2 separate regions of the Homo sapiens genome follow, and region 2 is linked to region 1. The links are chromatin loops, found by intact Hi-C in ENCODE. Cell type or tissue: endothelial cell of umbilical vein. All regions are shown on one strand. Each heading gives the region's core, and the rest is flanking DNA. Links, peaks and the distances in the headings are about the cores only. Region 1 has its middle 12 kb from the start of SCN5A. Region 2 overlaps SCN11A (sodium voltage-gated channel alpha subunit 11).

Region 1 (11,156 bases), core at 3,536-6,035:
ATATTTCCTTGTGTATATATACCACATTCTCTTTATTCATTCATCCATGGACTGACACTTAGGTTGATTCCATATTTGGGCTATTGTGAATAGTGCTGCAATAAACATAGAAGGGCTGATACCTCTGATATATTTATTTCCATATATATGGAATATATACATATATATGTATTATATATACATACATATATATATATATATACACTCAGTAGTGGAATTGCTAGATCATATGATCATATCATAGTTCCATTATTAGTTCTTTGAGGAAACTTTATACTATTTTCCATAGTGACTGTACTAATTTACATTCCCGCCATGGGTAGGAACAAGGGTTCCCTTTTCCCCAGATCCTCACCAGCAACTGTTATTCCATGTTTTTTTAATAAAAGCCATTCTAACTTGGGTGAGATGGTATCTCACTGTGGTTTTGATTTGTATTCCTCTGATGATTAGTGATGTTGGGCATTTTCTCATATACCTGTTGTCCATTTGTATGTCTTCTTTTGAGAAATTTCTATTCAGATATTTTGCCCTTTTTTAAATCAGATTTTTAAAATGTGGTTATTATAGCTTTGGAGTATATCTTGAAGTCAGGTAACGTAATACTGCCAGCTTCATTCTTTTTGCTCAAGATTGCTTTGGCTATTCAGGGTTTTTGTGGTTCCATATGTATTGGACCTTTCTTGCATTGCTATAAAGAAATACCTGAGACTGGGTAACTTATAAGAAAAAAAGGTTTAATTGACTCATGGTTCTATAGGCTGTACAGGAAGCATGACACTGGCATCTACTTCCAGGGAGGCTTCAGGAAGCTTAAAATCATGGCAGAAAGTGAAGTGGGAGCAGTCACATCATATGGAAAAAGCAGAAGCAAGAGAGAAAGATAAAGTGAGTGAGAGGGCAGGTGCTACACACTTTTAAATGACCATACCTCAAGTGAACTCACAGTGAGAACTCACTTATTACCAAGGAGAAGGCTCAAGCCATTCATGAGGAATCCATCCTCATTATACAAACACCTCCCACCAAGCCCCACCTTCAACAATGGGGATTATATTTCAACATGAGATTTGGGCAGGAACAAATGTCCAAACTATATCACCATATAAATTTTAGGATTTTTTTTCTACATCTGTGAAGAATGTCCTTGGTATTTTGATAAGAATTGCATTGAATCTGTACATTGCTTTGAGTAGTACTGTCATTTTTAACAATATTAATTCTTCCATTCCATGAGCATGGAGCATCCTACCATCTTTTTTATTTATTTCATCAGTGTTTTATAGAGTATTTTTGTACAGATCTTTCACGTCATTGGTTAAGTTGGTTTCTAGGTATTCTATATTCTTTGGAGCTATTTTTAATGGGATTGCTCTCTTGAAATTTTTTTCAGATTGTTTGCTGTTGACATATATATTAGTCTGTTTTCACACTGCTATGAAGAAATACCCAAGACTGGGTCATTTATAAAGGAAAGAGGTTTAATTGACTCACAGTCCAGCATTGCTGGGAAGCATCAGGAAACTTACAATCATGGCAGAAGGCAAAGAAGAAGCAGGCACCTTTTTCACAGGGCAACAGGAAAGAGTGAGTGCAAGCAGAGGAAATGCCAGGTGCTTATAAAGCCATCAGATCTCGAGAGAGAACAGCATGGGGGAACCACTCCCGTGATCCAATTACCTCCACCTAGACCCACCCTTGACATGTGGGGATTAAGAGGATTACAATTCAAGATGAGATTTTGGGTGGGAACACAGCCAAACCATATCAATATATAAAAATGCTACTGATTTGGTGTGTTTATTTTGTATCCTGCAACTTCACTGAATTTCTGTATCAGTTCTAACAATTTTTTGGTGTGCTCTTTAGGTTTTTCTATTTCTTTCTCTTGACTAATTTTCTGGCCAGGACTTCCAGTATTGTATTGAATAAAAGTGGTGAAAGTGGGCATCCTTGTCTTGTTCCAGATCTTAGAGGAAAGATCTGATTTTTCCCCCATTCAGTATAATGTTGGCTGTAGGTTTGTCATATATGGCCTTCTTTTCAAGTATGTTCCTTCTATGCTTGGTTTGTTGAAGGTTTTTATCCTAAAGGAATGCTGAATTTTATTGGATTTGTCATGTACTGAAATAATTATATGGTTGTTGTTCTTGATTTTTTAATGTGATATGTCACATTTATTGATTTGTGCATGTTAAACTATCCTTGCATCCCTAGTATGAACCCCACTTGATCATAATAAAAGATCTTCTTAATGTGTTGTTGACTCCAGTTTGCTAGTATTTTGTTGATAATTTTTGCATCTATATTCATCAGGGGTATTGACCTGTAGCTTTTTTTGGTTGTCTGGTTTTGGTATCAAGCTAATACTGGCCTCATATAATGAGTTTGAAAGTATTCTGTCTCTTCAATTTTTTTCAAAGAGTTTGAGTAGAATCGGTACTGGTTCTTCTTTAAATGTTTAGTAGAATTCAGCAGTGAAGCCATCAGGTCCTGGGCTTTTCTTTGATGGGAGACTTTGTAATTACAGTTTCGATCTTGTTACTCATTATTGACTTGTTGAAGTTTCTATTTCTTCGTGGTTCCATCTTGGTAGTTTTTTGTGTCCAGAAATATATCCATTTCTTCTAGGTTTTCCAATTTGTTGGCAATAATTTTCCATAATGGTCCTCAATGATGCATTGTATTTCTATGGTCTCAGTTGTTACATCCCTTTTTTCCTTTCTGATTGTATTTATTTGGGTCTCCTTTTTTTGTTAATCTAGCCAGAGGTTTGTTGATTTTATTTATCTTCTCAAACAACCAACTTTTTATTTCATTCATCTTTTATAAATTTTTTAGTCTTAATTTTATTTATTTATGCTCTGATTTTTATTTTCCCTTCTGCTAATTTTGAGTTTGGTTTGTTCTTGTTTTTCTAGTTCCTTAAGGTGCACCATTAGGTTGTTTATTTGAAGTCTTTCAACTTTTTTGATGTGGGCATTTATTGCTATAAACTTCTCTCTTAGTACTGCCTTTGCTGTATTTCATCTTTTTGGTATGTTGTATTTCCATTTTCATTTGTTTCCAGGAATTTTTTAATTCCCTTTTAATTAATTTTAATTAACTAAAATTAATTAACGTTAATTAATTTTAATTCAGGTGCATGTTGTTTAATTTTGATGTGTTTGCGTAGTTTCCAAAGTTCCTCTTGTTATTGATTTCTAGTTTTACTCAGTTGTGGTCAGAAATTATCCTTGGTATGAATTCCACTTTTTTTAATTTGTTGAGACTTGAGTTGTGGCCTAAAATATGGCCTATCCTGGAGTATGTTCCATGTACTGATGAAAAGAATGTGTATTCTGCAGCAATTAGGTGAAATGTTCTTTAACTGTCAATTAGGCCTATTTTGTATAGTATGTGCCTTAACTCTGGTGTTTCTTTGTTGTTTTCCTGTCTAGATAATCTGTCCATTACTGAGAATGGGGCATTGAAGTCCCCTGTTATTATTGTATTGCTGTCTAACTCTCCCTTTAGATCTATTAATGTTTGCTTTACATACTTGGGTACTCCAGTACTGCGTGCATAGACATTTGTAATTATTATATTCTCTTGCTGTATTGATCCCTTTGTAGTCTGTTTTATCTGATGTAAGTATAGCTATTCCTGCTCTTTTTTGGTTTCCATTGGCATTTCTTGTAAGATGGGTCTGGTGATGGCGAATTATCTAACTTTTATTTGTCTGGGAAAGACTTCATCTCTATTTCATATTTCAAGGATCACTTTTCTGGATAGAGTATTATTGGGTGGCAGTTGTTTTCTTTCAGCACTTTGAAAACGTCGTTCCGTCTCTCCTAGACTGTATGGTCTCCATTGAGAAGTCTGTTGCCAGATGAATTGGAGTTACTTTATATATAATTTGCTTCTTCTATTTTTCTGCCTTTAGAATCCTATGTTTGTCCTTGACCTTTGAGATTTTGCTTATTATATGCCTTGAGGTAGTCTTGTTTGGGTTGAAACTGTTTGGTGCTCTCTGACCTTTCTGTGCCTAGATATTTATATCTTTCTCAAGTTTTGGAAAATAATCCATTATTATTTGCTTGAATATGCTTTATACCCCTTGCCCTTGCTCAGCTCCCTCTTGAACACCAATAATTATTAGATTTGGCCTTTGAGGTAATTCTCTATATCTTGTAGGAAATCTTCATTCCTTTTTATTCTTTTTCCTTTTTTCTCCCTTGACCATGTCATTTCAAATAGCCTGTTTGTGGGTTCACTGATTCTTTCCTCTGCTTGATTCATTCTGCTGTTGAGAACCTCCAGTGAATTTTTCAATTCAGCAAGTGTATTTCTCTATTCCAAGATTTGTTTGATTTTTAAAAATTTATTTCAATGCCTTAACTAAATTTCTCTGATAAATCTCTGAATTCTTTTTCTGTGTTATCTTGATGACCACTATGTTTCTTTAAAATTGCTATTTTGAATTCTTGGTCAGAGAGCTCACATATCACTGTCTCATTAGGGTCAGTCACTGTTTCTTTGCTTTGTCCATTTGCAGAGGTCATAGTTCCCTGTATACAACTGTTTTCACATTGAAGGATTAGTAACTTACTCCAGTATTCTCTGTATGACTTGCTTTCGTTCTTATTGGGTATATTTACTTAGACATTCTTCATAATCTACCTGTTGAATTTCTTTTTTTCTACTAGGTCACTGCCTCCTTTTTGGCACTAGATGGCACCTTAAGCCCAGGATTGCCTCAGCTCTAGCAAGTAATCAGAGAGCTGCCAGTCAGGAAGAGGCTCCAAAGGCGATATTCAGCAATGTGGAAAAGCTGACAAGCGGTCTGTGCCCAGAGGACCTGTGGAATGTACCTCCTACAGTGTGTTGCTGCTGAACAACCACTCCCATTTGCCATCTCCTTCGGCTAAGTTACAAAGCAAATTTTCTAGAGCCAGGGGTGATAATCCTGCCTCCCCACTTTGTCTCTTGCTGTCCTCAGGAATATGTCACCTTTAGGCACTCATGCTACTTCCTGTGGGTTGAGGCATGGACAGAGCTCCTGCCAGGGAATCTAGAAAGTGGGGAAGCTGGTTACCCACGTTAGTATCACTTTTCCCAATGTAGAAACTGATTTGGCACCTGTAATCCCAGCACTTTGGGAGGCCAAGGTGGGTGGATCACTTGAGGTCAGGAGTTTGAGACCAGCCTGGCAAACATGGTGAAACCCCGTCTCTACTAAAAATACAAAAATTATCAAGGTCTGCACCTGTAGTCCCTGCTACTCAGGAGGCTGAGGCATGAAAATCACTTGAACCCAGGAGGCAGAGGTTACAACAAGCCAAGATCGTGCCACTGCACTCAAGCCTGGGTGACAGAGTAAGACTCTCTCAAAAAAAAAAAATTATGAGTTAGGAGGGGGTGGAATTTTGCATGCTTGCTGCTCGGCAGCTTGGGGAAAGGGGCATTGCAGATATGAAAATCTGGTTCTACTACTGTCTGCTTGGAGTCTTTTCACTTCTTTGTGGCCCCAGGAATTGACTCATTCTCATATCTGAGCTCTGGGATATTGCTGGTGATAATCCTAGCACTGTATAATTTGGGTTTGGTTTTCTGTTGTGGGGAGGACAGTGAAGCTAGCTTGAACTTATGCTGCCATTTTGAAACCAGAAGTCCATGACATTGTAAAAAAAAAAAAAAAAGAAAGATAAGCCACATACTGGGAAAAAATTGCAAACACAAATTTGATAAATGATTCAGAATATATAAAGAACTCTCAAAACTCAATAATAAGCAAATAACAATCTAATATTAAAATGGGCAAAAAATTTGAACAGACACTTCAAAAAGTAGATACCAGGATAATAAACAGGCACACAAAAAGATGCTCAACATCATCCGTCATTAGGAAAGTGCAAATTAAAATCACAATGATATACTATTAAACACTTAGCTAAACTTTTAAAAAACTGACCAGACCAGACCAAGTTTTGGGGAGGTAATGGAGGAAGTGGAACTTGCCACAGCTGGTGGGAATGGTGTAACCACTTTAGAAAATAGTTTTATGATTTCTCAAAAATTTACACATTCCTCTACTGTACAATCCAGCCATTTCACTCCTTGATATTTACCCAACAGAAATGAAAGCCTATGTTCATACAAAGATTTGCATGTGAATATGTAGCAAGTGTAATGGCTTTCTTATCATGGTGCTTTGGAAGCACCATGTTCCATGTTCATGGAAGCTTTATTTATGAGAGCTAAAACTAGAAACAACCCAAATGTCCATCAGCAGTTGAATGAGTAAACAAATTGTGACACAACCATACAATGAAATACTACTCAGCAATAAAAAAGAATGAACTATCAATACATAAAATGACAGGAATGAATCTCAAGATAATTATGCTTAAAAGAGCCAGATGAAAAATTATAATAATAATTATCCCATTATTGAAAACTCCAGACAAATACAAACTAATTTGTAGTATCAGAAAGCAAGGGCAGTAGATCAGTGGTTCCCTGGTGACAGGGGTGAGGAGGTGGGTATACAGGAAGGGACAAGAGGGAAGGATTGCAAGGGGCACAAGAAACTATTGGAGGTAATGTATATGTTCACTATCTTAATTGTGGTAACAATTTTATGGATGTATACATATGTCAAAATTTACCAAGTTGTACACTTTAAACATTACCCCATGTAAATTATGTCTCCATTTAAAAACGTAATAATTATAACAGCTTTAATCCAACGATCAGTGTTTTAGTTGTCTATTGAGATGCAACAATCTATCCCAAAATTTAATGGGCTTTAAAAACTTACCTTCTAGGCAGGGCACGGTGGCTCACACTGGTAATCCCAGCACCCTGGGAGGCCAAGGCGGGTGGATCACCTGAGGTCAGGAGTTTGAGACCAGCCTGGCCAACATAGTGAAACCCCATCTCTACTAAAAATACAAAAAAAAAAATTAGCCAGGCATGGTGGCGGGTGCCTGTAATCCCAGCTACTTGGAAGGCTGAGGCAGGAGAATTGCTTGAATCCGGGAGGTGGAGGTTGCAGTGAGCCGAGATCGCACCATTGCACTCCAGCCGGGGTGGCAGAGCAAGACTCTGTCTCAAAAAAAAACAAAACAAAAACAAACTAACAAAAAACACCTTCTAATTTGCTCATAAGTTTGTGTGTTAGGAACCTGGGCAGGCTCAGCTGAGTGGTTCTTTTTCTGCATGTGGCAATAGCCAGGGTCATTCACTCAGCTGAATTCAGCTGTTGGTTAGGATGAGCTAGAATATCCAAGAATGCTTTACTCCGATCTTGGCATCTCATCGCTCTTTCACATGGACTATCTCTCTACCTATGGCAGTCCTGAGCTTCCTCACAGCATGGTGATCAGACTTTCTACATGATGTTTGACTTCCAAGAGAGTGCTTCAAAAAATGAAGGGAGAATTCACCATGATAAGAAAGCCATTACACTTGCTACATATTATTTTTTTATACTCATAAATCTAGTCACAGGTCACTGGAATACTGATATAGAAAAGCCCAACATCTCTACTATGCTTGCCAGGAGAAACAGCCAAAACAGTAGGAAGATGATTTCTGCTTTAAACTGCTATTCAAATCTCATGCCAGCACATCTAATTGGTGGAATCTAAATTTAAATCCAGAACTCTGTCTGCAAAGGAGTCTGGGAAATCTACTTGCTAGCCTTCTGGCTTGGGTACAGAAAGGTGCACTAGAAGGATGTTGAAGTTGAGGCTGAGTGTCCCATCCACTCAGCCTCAGAAGCATTAAACAGTTCAATTTTGCTTCTCAGTGTGATCCAACAGGTATAGACCAGGCACATGAGCCAGGAGGAAAACGGAGGGCCTCTCCCTGCTGTCCACCCCTAGAGGCTTGACAACAACCATAGGAAAAGGCATTTCTATTGGATGTTTATCTAGAGCATCCCAGGTGGGGCCCTAAAAGGCATTACAGCTAAGGTCTGGACCCTGGAAATGAATGAGAGCTATTCAGTAGAATCTTCCAAAAGAACAAACATCAAGCCCTGTGTTCACCCTGTTCCCATGGAAAGGTCCATCAGTAAGGAAGTGGTCCCGAAGTTGGCCCAGGCTGAAGCCAACCTCCCTGGGAGTTGTGGCTGATTGGGCCTCCAACACTCCTTTCTCAGAATGGGAGCCACATGGATTCTGTTCTCCACAGCGCTCAGAAATTACAAGGCTGCCTCCATTCCACAGCTAAGTCCAGAGCAGCTCCACTCTTCCCAGTGCGCATTTAGGCGGACAGGTCCCCAGACTTTCCCCAGGGACCCCAGCAACAGCCGCTGCTGCTTGCGGGCCCTGGGCAGGTCACTGTCGGTGCCCAGACCTGTCTCCCCTCATCAGAGCAGTGTGGGGGCTGGAGTGGTTGATGTCTCCGCCCTGGCAGCCCGGATCTCCGTGCTGATGAGAGTGGGAGGCAGCTCTTCTGTTCTCCTGTCAGCGTTCACTTGAGAAGCCTGCACTCCAGCCCCCTGCCTCTTATCTCTTTCAGAAGCTGATACACTTGCTGACAAGAGGCAGCTTTTGTCAGCCGCTGCCAGGTCTAAGCATTTTCTGGCCCGAAGCATTGACTTCCAGTAAAAAAAAAAAAAAAAAAAAAAAAAAGAACCAAAGTCTCCTGAATCCTCTTGTCAGGTCTAACACCTTTGTTCATTCACTAATCTCAGGAGTGTGCAGGCAGCACGGGGTAGGCTGGGACACCCAGGACTCCTGTTAGCATTTGGATGCAGAAGTGAAGGAGGTAGCCCCAGGCAGGGGAATGGCAGCAGGAGAGGCTGAGTTGCTCCTTGTGTGCCTTCTTCATTCATTATGACAGCATTCTTGCTGAGTGAGGTGGGGTAACTGGAGGATTTCAGAATCCCACAGTTTTGCTCCTAGAGATGGGGAAACTGAGGCCTGGGGCAGCCTCTCAGCTAACCTATGCAGTACTGGGACTCCAGTCCTCTTTCCAAATCCCTGATGTTTTTATTTTTAGAAATCTGGATGCTGGGGAAGGAACGGAACTGAGGGGGAGGCTCAGGAGTGCCCCCATCGTGGGATCACTGGCTCCCTCACTCACCAGCTCCCTCCCTCTTCTCTACCACCAAAGAGAGAGTGAAGAGTGCTTTAGGGAGAAAACATCTGATCAACAAAACAAAACACAGCCTTTTGTTTCAAAGTCCAAACTCCTGTTTCTGGGCAACCAGAGCCCCTAGACCAGGCTTATGTACAGAGCAGCAGAGGTGAAATACCTGAAATCCAGGGACTGTTCCAGAACGGCAGCTCTGACTACCATCTCTCTAACAGCCAGAGATACCTCCTGTCTCTCCTCCACTCCACACACACCCACACACTCACACATTCCTGAAGGAAGCACCACTTCCGCTCACAAAGGTAAAAATGCCTCCTTTCTTGTTTTTTAAACCATTTATTTATTTATATTTTAATTTACATTCAGGGAAATTCATTCCTTTTGGTGTCCAGTTCTGTGAGTTTTGACAAATGCAGAGTCATGGAACCACTATCACAGTCAAGATACAGAACAGCCCACCACCCTAAAATGCTCCCTCCCTCACTCCGCCCCTCTGTAGTCAGCCCACACCTCCCTCCACCCCCAGCCACCACGGCCACTGATGCTTCTTGTTCCTTTAATTTTGCCTTCCCCAAAATGCCATATAAATGAATTCATAACATCTACAAAACGTTTTGAGGCTGATTTCTTTCACCTAACACAACAATTTAAGATTAATCCATGTTGTGTGTGTGTATCAATAAAAATGCTTCTCAAATGTATAAAAATAAAACTCTGGTGGAAACCCAATGCCCAACCACAGTTCCCATCCAGTGAGAGTCTCCAGCTCTGAACACAGCTCACTAGCTCCTCTGTAACCAACGTCACCCTCCCCTCCACCCTCAGCCCCATTCCTGTCCCTGCCTGCTTGCTCATTACAGCATGCAGCCTGCCCAGAGCCTACCCACCTCCTTCTAAGCCTAGTTCCTGTGGCCACACTGGGTGCTCCACAGTCCTCTTGGTGCTGCTTGGTCCTAATCCAAGAGAGAAAATCGCAAATGCCGGCAGAGCCAGGCAGGTAATTTAATAAACATAACACAACACGGAATGGTGGGGATCAAAAGGACCCGGTGAGTGCATGTCTCAGACAAAGATATTCACATTGCTATAAACTATTTGACACACTTTACCTGCACACCATTCTCCCTGCCCCCAAAAATACATCTGTGGGATGAATTCAGGCACCAGGATTCTGGATCTGCAGCCTCTAAATCTCTCACCCTGACCCTCTTACATAACTACACCACTGCACTGATGTGAAGTATGACAAAACACAGGACAACCATTGCACCTTTATGAAGGTGGCAGAACTCAGGGTGATCACATGTCCCCAGTGGAATGCAATGGAACATGGGGAAGCAGATCACCCCATGTGGACTTGAGAATATGCTTTGAATAGAATATGCTTGGAGCAGATTCAGCTGCCAGAAAGGCCAGCTGAGTGAAAGGGATAATGCCCAGGAGACCCCCCCTCCCCGGCCACAACAGTCTGGTGCTTCTTACCCTACAAAGCTCAGACCTGGGAAGGCTGTATAATGTATAGAATCAATGGTTGGCTCTTTTTCTTATGGCTTCCATATTGCGTGCACCAACAACACCCCTCACTCCACATGTACAACCAAGGGAAGAGAGCATGCTGCAGTGAGTTGCCCAGAGCCCCTCTTAGGATGGAATTCCTCCCTCTAGCTCCTCCTCCAGCTGGAGGTTGTTCCTCCAGCTGCCAGGAGCGTGGCTGTTGATGGCTCTCAGATGTGCCCCTCTCTGGACATTGCCCTTGCCTCATGGGAGCTGCTCACCCAAGGTTATGGCCTCTCATCAGAAGCAGGCCACTGCCAATGACTGGTTGAAGTGGAGGTAGACAAGCTTGCTCATACCTCTCTGGCCTAAAATTGGGACAACTCCAAGGGGTCACCCCAACTCCTGGTCATCCCAGCTTCCAGGAGGCTTGGCTGAGGCGTTGGTTGCAACCACATTAGAGTTCAACTTCCTCTGCCCAATCCTGCTTCCCTCACATCCTTACAAATATTATTTTCAAGTGAACTCCAAAGAAACTTCCTGAGTGCAAATCTCCATTTTAGAGTCTGTTT
Region 2 (9,239 bases), core at 2,961-5,460, 180 kb before region 1:
ACCCTAGAAGACTCTCAAAGCAAGAACAAGGCCATGTCTACACAAGACAAGCATGTTCCAACCATTCTATAATGTTTAGGCCAAAATGTGAATTGTCTTAAATCCTTGTATCACTTGCCTGCAGAGCAGGCAGGGCGACATTTTAGGTCAAATATTCAGCTGTTTGATCAAACCTCTGAAATGACATTTATGGGGTTTGCAGCAACAGAGAAAGTATCTCCAAATTGTGTCCCTTCAGCTTTTTGAGTTTGGATCTCAGAAGTCCTTGGAATGAGGATGACAATTATGAAAGATCCATGGGCAGCTTCAGCCTAAAGGTGAGCATTCCAATGCTACCATTTCCCTCTAGCCCTACAGACATTGTGGCTCTTTCAGCAGATAAGCTGTCCTCACTTGTAGTAGGGCTGTATTTAAATTCTTCTACACACAAATGTAGAAGAACTGTATGGCCCTTGGAAACTATTTTCCAAATTAAGACACAGATAGGTATTTTCCCTGATAGTGGTAAAAGAAATTCTTAGTTTTGTACATAAGCTACAAAGTATTGATAAAAAGTTGGCCCCCATAGGATTCTGAGGCAGGAGACAGGCTGGATCTGAAACCAGTGTGCCTTCTGGAAACTTATTTACTTTTCTCCTTCTCCTGAGGTACAATGATTTCTACCTTGGAAAATCAGGAGCACATTCCTTTCCCTCCGACGCTCTTCAGAATTGTCCGCTTGGCTCGGATTGGCCGAATCCTGAGGCTTGTCCGGGCTGCACGAGGAATCAGGACTCTCCTCTTTGCTCTGATGATGTCGCTTCCTTCTCTGTTCAACATTGGTCTTCTACTCTTTCTGATTATGTTTATCTATGCCATTCTGGGTATGAACTGGTTTTCCAAAGTGAATCCAGAGTCTGGAATCGATGACATATTCAACTTCAAGACTTTTGCCAGCAGCATGCTCTGTCTCTTCCAGATAAGCACATCAGCAGGTTGGGATTCCCTGCTCAGCCCCATGCTGCGATCAAAAGAATCATGTAACTCTTCCTCAGAAAACTGCCACCTCCCTGGCATAGCCACATCCTACTTTGTCAGTTACATTATCATCTCCTTTCTCATTGTTGTCAACATGTACATTGCTGTGATTTTAGAGAACTTCAATACAGCCACTGAAGAAAGTGAGGACCCTTTGGGTGAAGATGACTTTGACATATTTTATGAAGTGTGGGAAAAGTTTGACCCAGAAGCAACACAATTTATCAAATATTCTGCCCTTTCTGACTTTGCTGATGCCTTGCCTGAGCCTTTGCGTGTCGCAAAGCCAAATAAATATCAATTTCTAGTAATGGACTTGCCCATGGTGAGTGAAGATCGCCTCCACTGCATGGATATTCTTTTCGCCTTCACCGCTAGGGTACTCGGTGGCTCTGATGGCCTAGATAGTATGAAAGCAATGATGGAAGAGAAGTTCATGGAAGCCAATCCTCTCAAGAAGTTGTATGAACCCATAGTCACCACCACCAAGAGAAAGGAAGAGGAAAGAGGTGCTGCTATTATTCAAAAGGCCTTTCGAAAGTACATGATGAAGGTGACCAAGGGTGACCAAGGTGACCAAAATGACTTGGAAAACGGGCCTCATTCACCACTCCAGACTCTTTGCAATGGAGACTTGTCTAGCTTTGGGGTGGCCAAGGGCAAGGTCCACTGTGACTGAGCCCTCACCTCCACGCCTACCTCATAGCTTCACAGCCTTGCCTTCAGCCTCTGAGCTCCAGGGGTCAGCAGCTTAGTGTATCAACAGGGAGTGGATTCACCAAATTAGCCATTCCATTTTCTTTTCTGGCTAAAATAAATGATATTTCAATTTCATTTTAAATAATACTTACAGAGATATAAGATAAGGCTACTTGACAACCAGTGGTACTATTATAATAAGGAAGAAGACACCAGGAAGGACTGTAAAAGGACATACCAATTTTAGGATTGAAATAGTTCAGGCCGGGCGCAGTGGCTCATGCCTGTAATCCCAGCACTTTGAGAGGCCAAGGCAGGTGGATCACGAGGTCAAGAGATCGAGACCATCCTGGCCAACATGATGAAACTCCGTCTCTACTAAAAATACAAAAATTAGCTGGGCATGGTGGCGTGCGCCTGTAGTCCCAGCTACTTGGGAGGCTGAGGCAGGAGAATCGCTTAAACCTGGGAGACGGAGGTTGCAGTGAGCCAAGATCGTGCCACTGCACTCCAGCCTGGTGACAGAGTGAGACTCTGTTTCAAAAAAGAAAAGAAAAGAAACATGGTTCAAATTATATCTAAACAAAAAAGAATAAGAAACAAAAAACACATTAAAATTTTAAGTTGTATTTTCTATGTTTCTAGATACATCATTTTTGTTTGATATTTTCCTGATGCAAGTATGTGGTTTATCACATGTAGCTCTTTTGCATGCTAAATGAAAATTCAAAACTTGCCAATAAATGAATAGCTTATTGCAGACATTTTTTACCAACATTAATTATTTTGGGTTTGTTTAAAACCTAGAGGCACAATCTTGACTTGTCAATTACTACCCTTTCACAAGCTACCATCTCAGATATATATATATATATAAATTCAATAAAGCTTTCTGTTTGTGTTCCTTTCAGGTAGTACACTAATATTCCCCTTTTGTTCAGTGGTTGTGTGAGTAGTGGTTTAAATGTGGTGCTTTGCTTGCAATTAAAGACTAGAACCAGTGGTGTATCTGACAAGTGTTTAACAACTGACTGTTCAGGAAAAAGAAAGCCATGCTTTATAGCATTCACTAATCTCTGTGGTGTGAGTACTCCCATTATGGCTGATTTCAAGCTATCAACATGTTACTGGACGTGGAGTTGAGAAGAGATGCTCATAATAAGTTCTTGAGAGCTGGCTCAAGCTGACTGCAGCACATCACTTGCTGAAACTGAAAAGAGAGCCCCACTTGGCTGGTTAAGATATTTGCAGTGGGCACCTTGGACAGAGAGAGTACCCTCTTAGCAACACGTGGGGCACGGGGTGAGAGATCCATAGACATACTGCTTAACCAGTGATCTTAGCCATTTGATGAGCCCTATTTACAGTTTTGGCTGAATGTCTGTTTCAAAGAAACACCCAGACCTATCAAAAGGGCTTGGGAGCAGGAGGAGCCCAGGAGTTCCCTAAAAACTGGAGATGCCAAGAGGTCAAACAGGCATTAGGCTTTCAGTCCCCCAAAAGGCTGGGCGAGGGGCAAAGAACCTACATTGTGATCATTGAGGAGTGGAGGAAAACCTCATAGAGATAGCCCTGGAACCCTGTATCTCAGACAGGTGAGAAGAACTGATGTGTCTGTCAGCAGCCTGGAGTCTGAGGTCGGGCCCTCTGACCTGCCCCACACTGCCCAGCAAAGGGAATGGCAGCACTGGATCCTGTGGTGGGCTGAGAGGTGATTATTTTCAGTGTGTAAGATCTTACCATGACTTGATGTATTCATTTCAAGGGCCTGAGTTTTGTAGGCAGCCTTGTGCTCTGAAGCATTGGTAAAAATAGTGATAATATCATTATCTAATATTTATTTAGTGGTTTCTGTGCATCAGGCACTGGCTAAGCATTTGTCATGAATGATCTCTTTTGTACCTCGTACCAACCCAATGAGGAAGATATACCCCATTTAAAAAGGAGAAAACTGAGGCTCAGAGAAGTTGAGTGACCTGCATACAGTCATGCACCTGGTGGAGCCCGAGCCTGTGTGCCATGATGGGAAGGGGAAGTGGGTGGGCTCAGGACCAGGGAAGCTTTGAGATGGGCTACCAGGGCTCCTGTGCAGGACTGGGAGGGCCTTGTGGAAATCACTAGTTACAAAGTCATGGCCACATTCTCCTTGAGGTACTGGAAGTAACCTATGGCTCCTTTAAAAGAAGCTCTGATTATGAACCTTAGGTGTTTTATAGATTCCCTATCAAGTTTCTAAAAAAAAAAAAAAGATGGCTCGTCATCATTTCAAGAAGGGTACCTTTTGGCTAGAGGTAGGGGGAGGATCTGGAAGGACATGGTCTTGCCCATTCCAGACTGCCATGCAGGAGCTTGAATGTGATCTGTTTTGTATAGAAGCTTCACCCTCAGAATATGTGGAACAAAATAAAAATAATAATAAAACAGGCTTCACCCTCCTCCCTTCCATGCACACCTGTATACCCTGACATGCTTCTGTTTAACCAGGGCTGGTTTCCAGGGGCCACCTCCTAGGGAGAAAACAAGATCTGCTTAGCTTTATCAAAAGGTTGGACCACTCTACCTTCACTAGATGGCAGCAAATGTCCAACATGTTCTTTTCGGAGAGGGCTGCACATCATCTGTACACAGGCCTGGCACTTAGAAAGCCATAGGGTTGAAGGGAGAAGAGCCCAGGCAGGATATGGTGAATTATCTAAACCCTGGATGGGTGATAGAAAGCTCATAGTAATATCCCTAGAAATATTGCTCACTGCGAGAGGATCCAGGACACCCTCAGGAGGCAGAGATGTTGGTGTGAGCTCTGTTTCCCTGGGACATACTGAGTTTCCACTGCAAACAGCCCTCCAGGCACATGAATCCAGTCCCCTTATTCTCTGAGTTTTCTTTACTCTAGGTAGATCAGCCCCCGTGCAATTCATCTGGCAGACATGTTCCAAGGATGAATGCAGTGTATTTTGTGTAAACTGCTTCTAACCAAATAGACTATAGGACTATAGTCTCAAGAGCATATTTGCTCTTTGGCAGGAGAATTGGATGAGTGTCCATGCAATAATAATGCAATACAACATAACAAGTGTAATAAACCAGAAACATGCCTCTGCTCTGAGGACATGAATGAAGCAAGCTCACAGAAAGACCTCCTGAGAGAGGAGCATCTGAGATGGATGCGCTTGACAGGTATGTAGGATTTTGACAGGTGAACCTGGTTTTGGAGGGTGTTTGAAGTCGGGGAGACAGTACAGGCAGCTCAATGGCAACTAGAAAGTGTGAGGAAGTATGAATTACCCAACTGACTGGACATGGAGTATAGGGAGTGGAGCAGCAGCAACTGAATCTTAGACACAGACATTTGTGGAGAGCCTCAAATGCCAGAGTGAGGAGTTCTAGCGTATTTTGATAATAAGAAGGCATTGAAGGTGTTTTAGCAGGGAAGAAAAATAACTGGATAGAATGTGCAAGGTGGAATGGAGAAAAACAAGGTCTGATCCTGGTAGGGAAGAGGCACTGAGCCAGGAAGGAGGTGAGGGCAATGCGGTGTGATTCCAAGATGCTTGTGCCAGCTGCCTGACCATGAGGGAGGACAAGATAGATGACAGTAAAGGGTACTAAGTTAATAGCATAGGAGGAGCAAGGGTTGGAGTTTGTTTGTTTGTTTTAATGGCTGAGGAAGAACATCTAAAATGTAATTCAATTTTAAATATTTTGAAAGTTTAAGATGTCAGGTCTAACTGACAATGCCCAGCCAAGACTTGAACTTGAGGACAAGGTGTGGACAGGAGTCTTCGGTGCAAAGGTGATGTCTGAAACCCCAGGAGCAGACATCATGGGAGAGAGAGAGTACACCCAGCTCTAGAAGCAGGCAAGGGACTTGCCCTGAGGGTATGTTTTCAGGGAATGAAGGTGAAGAGGAGTGAGACAGTTCAGAGAAGAATGTGGGGTAGTAGGTGACAGTAAATACCATGACATGTAATGTGAGAACAGAGCAGGCTTCCTTGGAGAAATTGGGTCAACAAGATGAGATACACAGTCCCACCTTTTCATCCCTTCCACCAAGCAGCATGCAGGATCCAGGAAAGAATCCCACCCCTTATTGCTCTACCTTTTTATAGGGCGAAGATGAGAGCTTGCCTTATAAACAATTGGGCCAGGGAGCCAGCTATTCCAGGGAGCAGTCTTGGAATGTCAGTTTCTAACACCCAATGCCCTTGGGGATCCGAAATCCTGTATAGCTACTCCTGCTCAAGGAGGGTAAGCCACTGATTCCAGATTGCTTGTTGCCTGGCAACCCAGATAGAACCTCCGGGGTCATTGAATGGGCAATCCTGTCCCTTGATACACAAGGAGTAATCAAAGTAGCACTGAGAAAACAAGAGCTAACATTTATTGAGCACTTACTCTGGGCCAGGTAACCACTTTACCAGCCTTACCTCTTCACAATATCTCTATTAGGTAGAAACTATTTGTAACCTTCATTATACAGATGAGGAAACTAAGGCATGTAGAGGAAATAAGAGGCTTCTTCGAGAGCCAGTAAGAGGTTTTGTCAGGATTCAAACCCAAGCATTCTGGCTCTAGGTCTCAAGCTATCAACCACTATACTGCACTGCCTCTCAGACAAAAAGAGACAATGTGCTTGATGTTAAACAGAAGGTACAGGGTTTTCTTGCTAGTGTCTGTGAACCTTTTGCATCCATTTCTTTTTCTCTCAAAGTAATGCATGTTTTTAAAGTTGTCTTTACAATGTGGAAACTCACACTGGGGAGATGCTGTGCTCCCTCTCCAAATTTAATATACTCAGTTCTGTAGATGTATTTGGTCCCCTAATATTTTGACAGAGCTTCCATCCTTTTTCTATTCTCTCCCTTCTTCAGGCAATCTATGGTTAATCTATCTCTTCTAAATATGGTTAATCTATCTCTTCTAAAACCAGGTGCCCAGGTTTTAGAAGAGCAGGGAGCAATGGAACATCTTTTCCTTTTGGACAATAGACTTCTATTAATGTAGACTACAACTGTACTAGTCTGACTGTAGTGCTACCAAGAGGTATCCTGGGGGTACTAATTTAGCTTCCTTTAATCTGCACCAATCCCCCAATTCAAGATACTCTGAATGAGCATACAGGCTAAGTAAAAACACTGTGTCATTGGTGCCAGTGCAGCTTCAAGTTCCCCTGCCCCCTTTCCATACTCTAAGTTCTTCCTATATTTTAAGTATAGGAGGTATATTGGAGCTATAGGACTATAGGAAATATACCTGGAGCCAAATCATGCTGATGGCTCATATTCTATTGATTCATGAGCCCTAGTTAGACTTCTACGCAGTTTTTCTCCTAAATTAATGTTTTAAAGAGCAATACTTGAAAAAAAAATTGCTTTGGATCTAAGTGAAGGTCTCAGTAATGTTCTGGATCATCCATTTTCACATTGAAGTTTGAAAAGAGAGGTTTCTACTATTCCATGGGAGGGCACCAAAGCCTCAAGGGATGGACCACTAATCAGGGGAGACATCAAGTGAGGGAAACGCCCTGCCTGGAGTTGGGAGTGACCACTCCAGGACTGAGTGAAAATATAAAAAGGTATAGGAGACTTGAACAAAACTATCAGCCAACTTGCTCTGATTTTTATAGAACTCAGTAAGAACAAAATACACATTATTTTTAAGTACTTATAGAACATTTACCAAGATGGGACTATAAAATGTCTCAATAAATTTTAAATATTCAAATCCTAAAAATATGTTTTCAATCACAATGGAATTGAATTAGAAATCTATAACAGAAAGATACCTGAAAAATCCCTAAAGCTGCTTTGGAAACTAAAAACATGCTCCTAATCAGAAGATAATTAATAATAAAGATAAGAGAGAAATTAATGAAATGGAATGCAGAAAAATAATAAAGAGAATCAATAAAACCAAAAGCTGGCTCTTTGGGCTGATCAATAAACTGAAAAATTTCCAGCTAAAAAAGGAAGAGTTATAAATGACCAATACCAGGAATGAGAATAGAATGAATCCCTTATTATCGTGTTGTTGTAGAATCACCCACTAATTCTATAGACAATAAATTCTACAGAAAATAACATGATAAGGGATTATCACAAACAATTTTATTCTGATAAACTCAACAACTTAGATGAAGTGAATAAATTCCACAAGAGACATAAACTAGCCTCACTCAAGAAGAAATAACTTGAATAGTACTATATCTAGGTTAAAAATTGAGCTTTTAGTTAAAATTCTTTCCACAAAGAAAACTCCAGGAAAGGAAAAAATAATTCAATTTCTACACAACTTTGCAAAACATTGAAGCAGTAGAAATATTTCCAATTGACTCTATGAGGTCCTGGTATAAAAACCAGACAAAGACGTATCAAGAAAAGGAAACTACAAACCAATAAGCTTCATGAACATAGATCCAAAGATATTTTACAAAATTTAGCAAATCAAATCCAGAAATATGTTTTTAAAAATACATTACAACAAATGGGATTTATCCCAGAAATACATGAATGGTCGGAAGTTGAAAATCAATCAGTGTAATGCACCATACTGATGAACTAAAAAAGAAAAATCATATGACTATCTCAAAAGATGGAAAAAAAGTCATTTATCAAAATTTAACGTTCATTCCTGATTTTTTTAAAAAAATGCTCTAAGATTCCAGCAAATTGGGCATAAAAGGGAATTTCCTCAACCTGACGAAGAGCATAAAATAAAGGAGAGCTAACTACATAATGGTATACTTTCCCCCAAAGATCTGAAACAAGGCAAGGAAGGCTGCTCATGAAACTTCTACTCAACATTGTATAGAAAATCCTAAGCAGGAAAATAAGGCAAGAAAAAGTAAAAGACATCCAGATACATTGGAAAATAAGTAAGACTGTCTTTGTTGGCAAATGACATAATTGACTACATAGAAATTCCTATGGAATCTACAAAAAAGGTGAGGTTAGGGAGGCAGCAGGATACAAAATCATTATTTTAAAATCAATTGTATTTCTATATGCTAGCAAAGAGCAACTGTAAGTTAAAACTTAAAATACTATTTACAATAGCATGGGGAAATATGAAATACTTAGAAATAAATTTGACAACTAAGGTGCAAGACCTGTGTACTGAAAACTACAAAACATTTTGAGAAATTTAAATAGATCTAAATAGTTAAAGAAGATAATACTATGGTCATGGATCAGAAGACTCAATATTGTTAAGACATAACTTTTCCCCAAAGCAATCCTAAAGTCCCTGAAAGTTTTTTGTAGAAATTAATAAGCTGATTCTAAAATTTATATGAAAATACAAAAGACCTAGAATAGCGAAAATAACAGAAAAAGAAGAAAAAAGTTGGAGTGGTCAACACTACCTGATTTCAAGAAATGTTCTATAGCTATAGTAATCAAGATGGTGTATTAGTGGCATAAATATAGATAAATAGCTCAATGGAACAGAACAGAACAGAACAGAACAGAACAGAATCCAGAAAAGAAATAGAACCACACATATATGTTCAATTGATACGTAAC

Evidence for each region. A loop is a pair of places that touch in the nucleus more often than their neighbours do. Peaks named below come from ENCODE experiments on the same cell type or tissue, not always from the same donor. Only the 100,000 strongest peaks of a DNase experiment are listed, where the experiment ranks them.
Region 2: a loop joins it to region 1, with 7 times the contacts of the local background. A loop is called at or near these places in 12 of 110 quality-filtered maps.

What each region holds. Positions count from the first base shown.
Region 1 is chr3:38,656,355-38,667,510 of GRCh38, reverse strand. No RefSeq gene overlaps it. Among named protein-coding and RNA genes, the nearest start is that of SCN5A, 12 kb to the right of the region's middle. In endothelial cell of umbilical vein, for the core only: a CTCF peak has its summit at 4,714 (motif pointing right); a DNase peak (open chromatin) is centred at 4,730.
Region 2 is chr3:38,839,151-38,848,389 of GRCh38, reverse strand. It overlaps SCN11A (sodium voltage-gated channel alpha subunit 11), which reads left to right. Exons shown (of 30, transcript NM_001349253.2): 30 at 648-2,626. The coding sequence ends at 1,696. Among named protein-coding and RNA genes, the nearest start is that of SCN10A, 28 kb to the right of the region's middle. In endothelial cell of umbilical vein, for the core only: a CTCF peak has its summit at 4,279 (motif pointing right); a DNase peak (open chromatin) is centred at 4,289; H3K27me3 peaks cover 161 bases.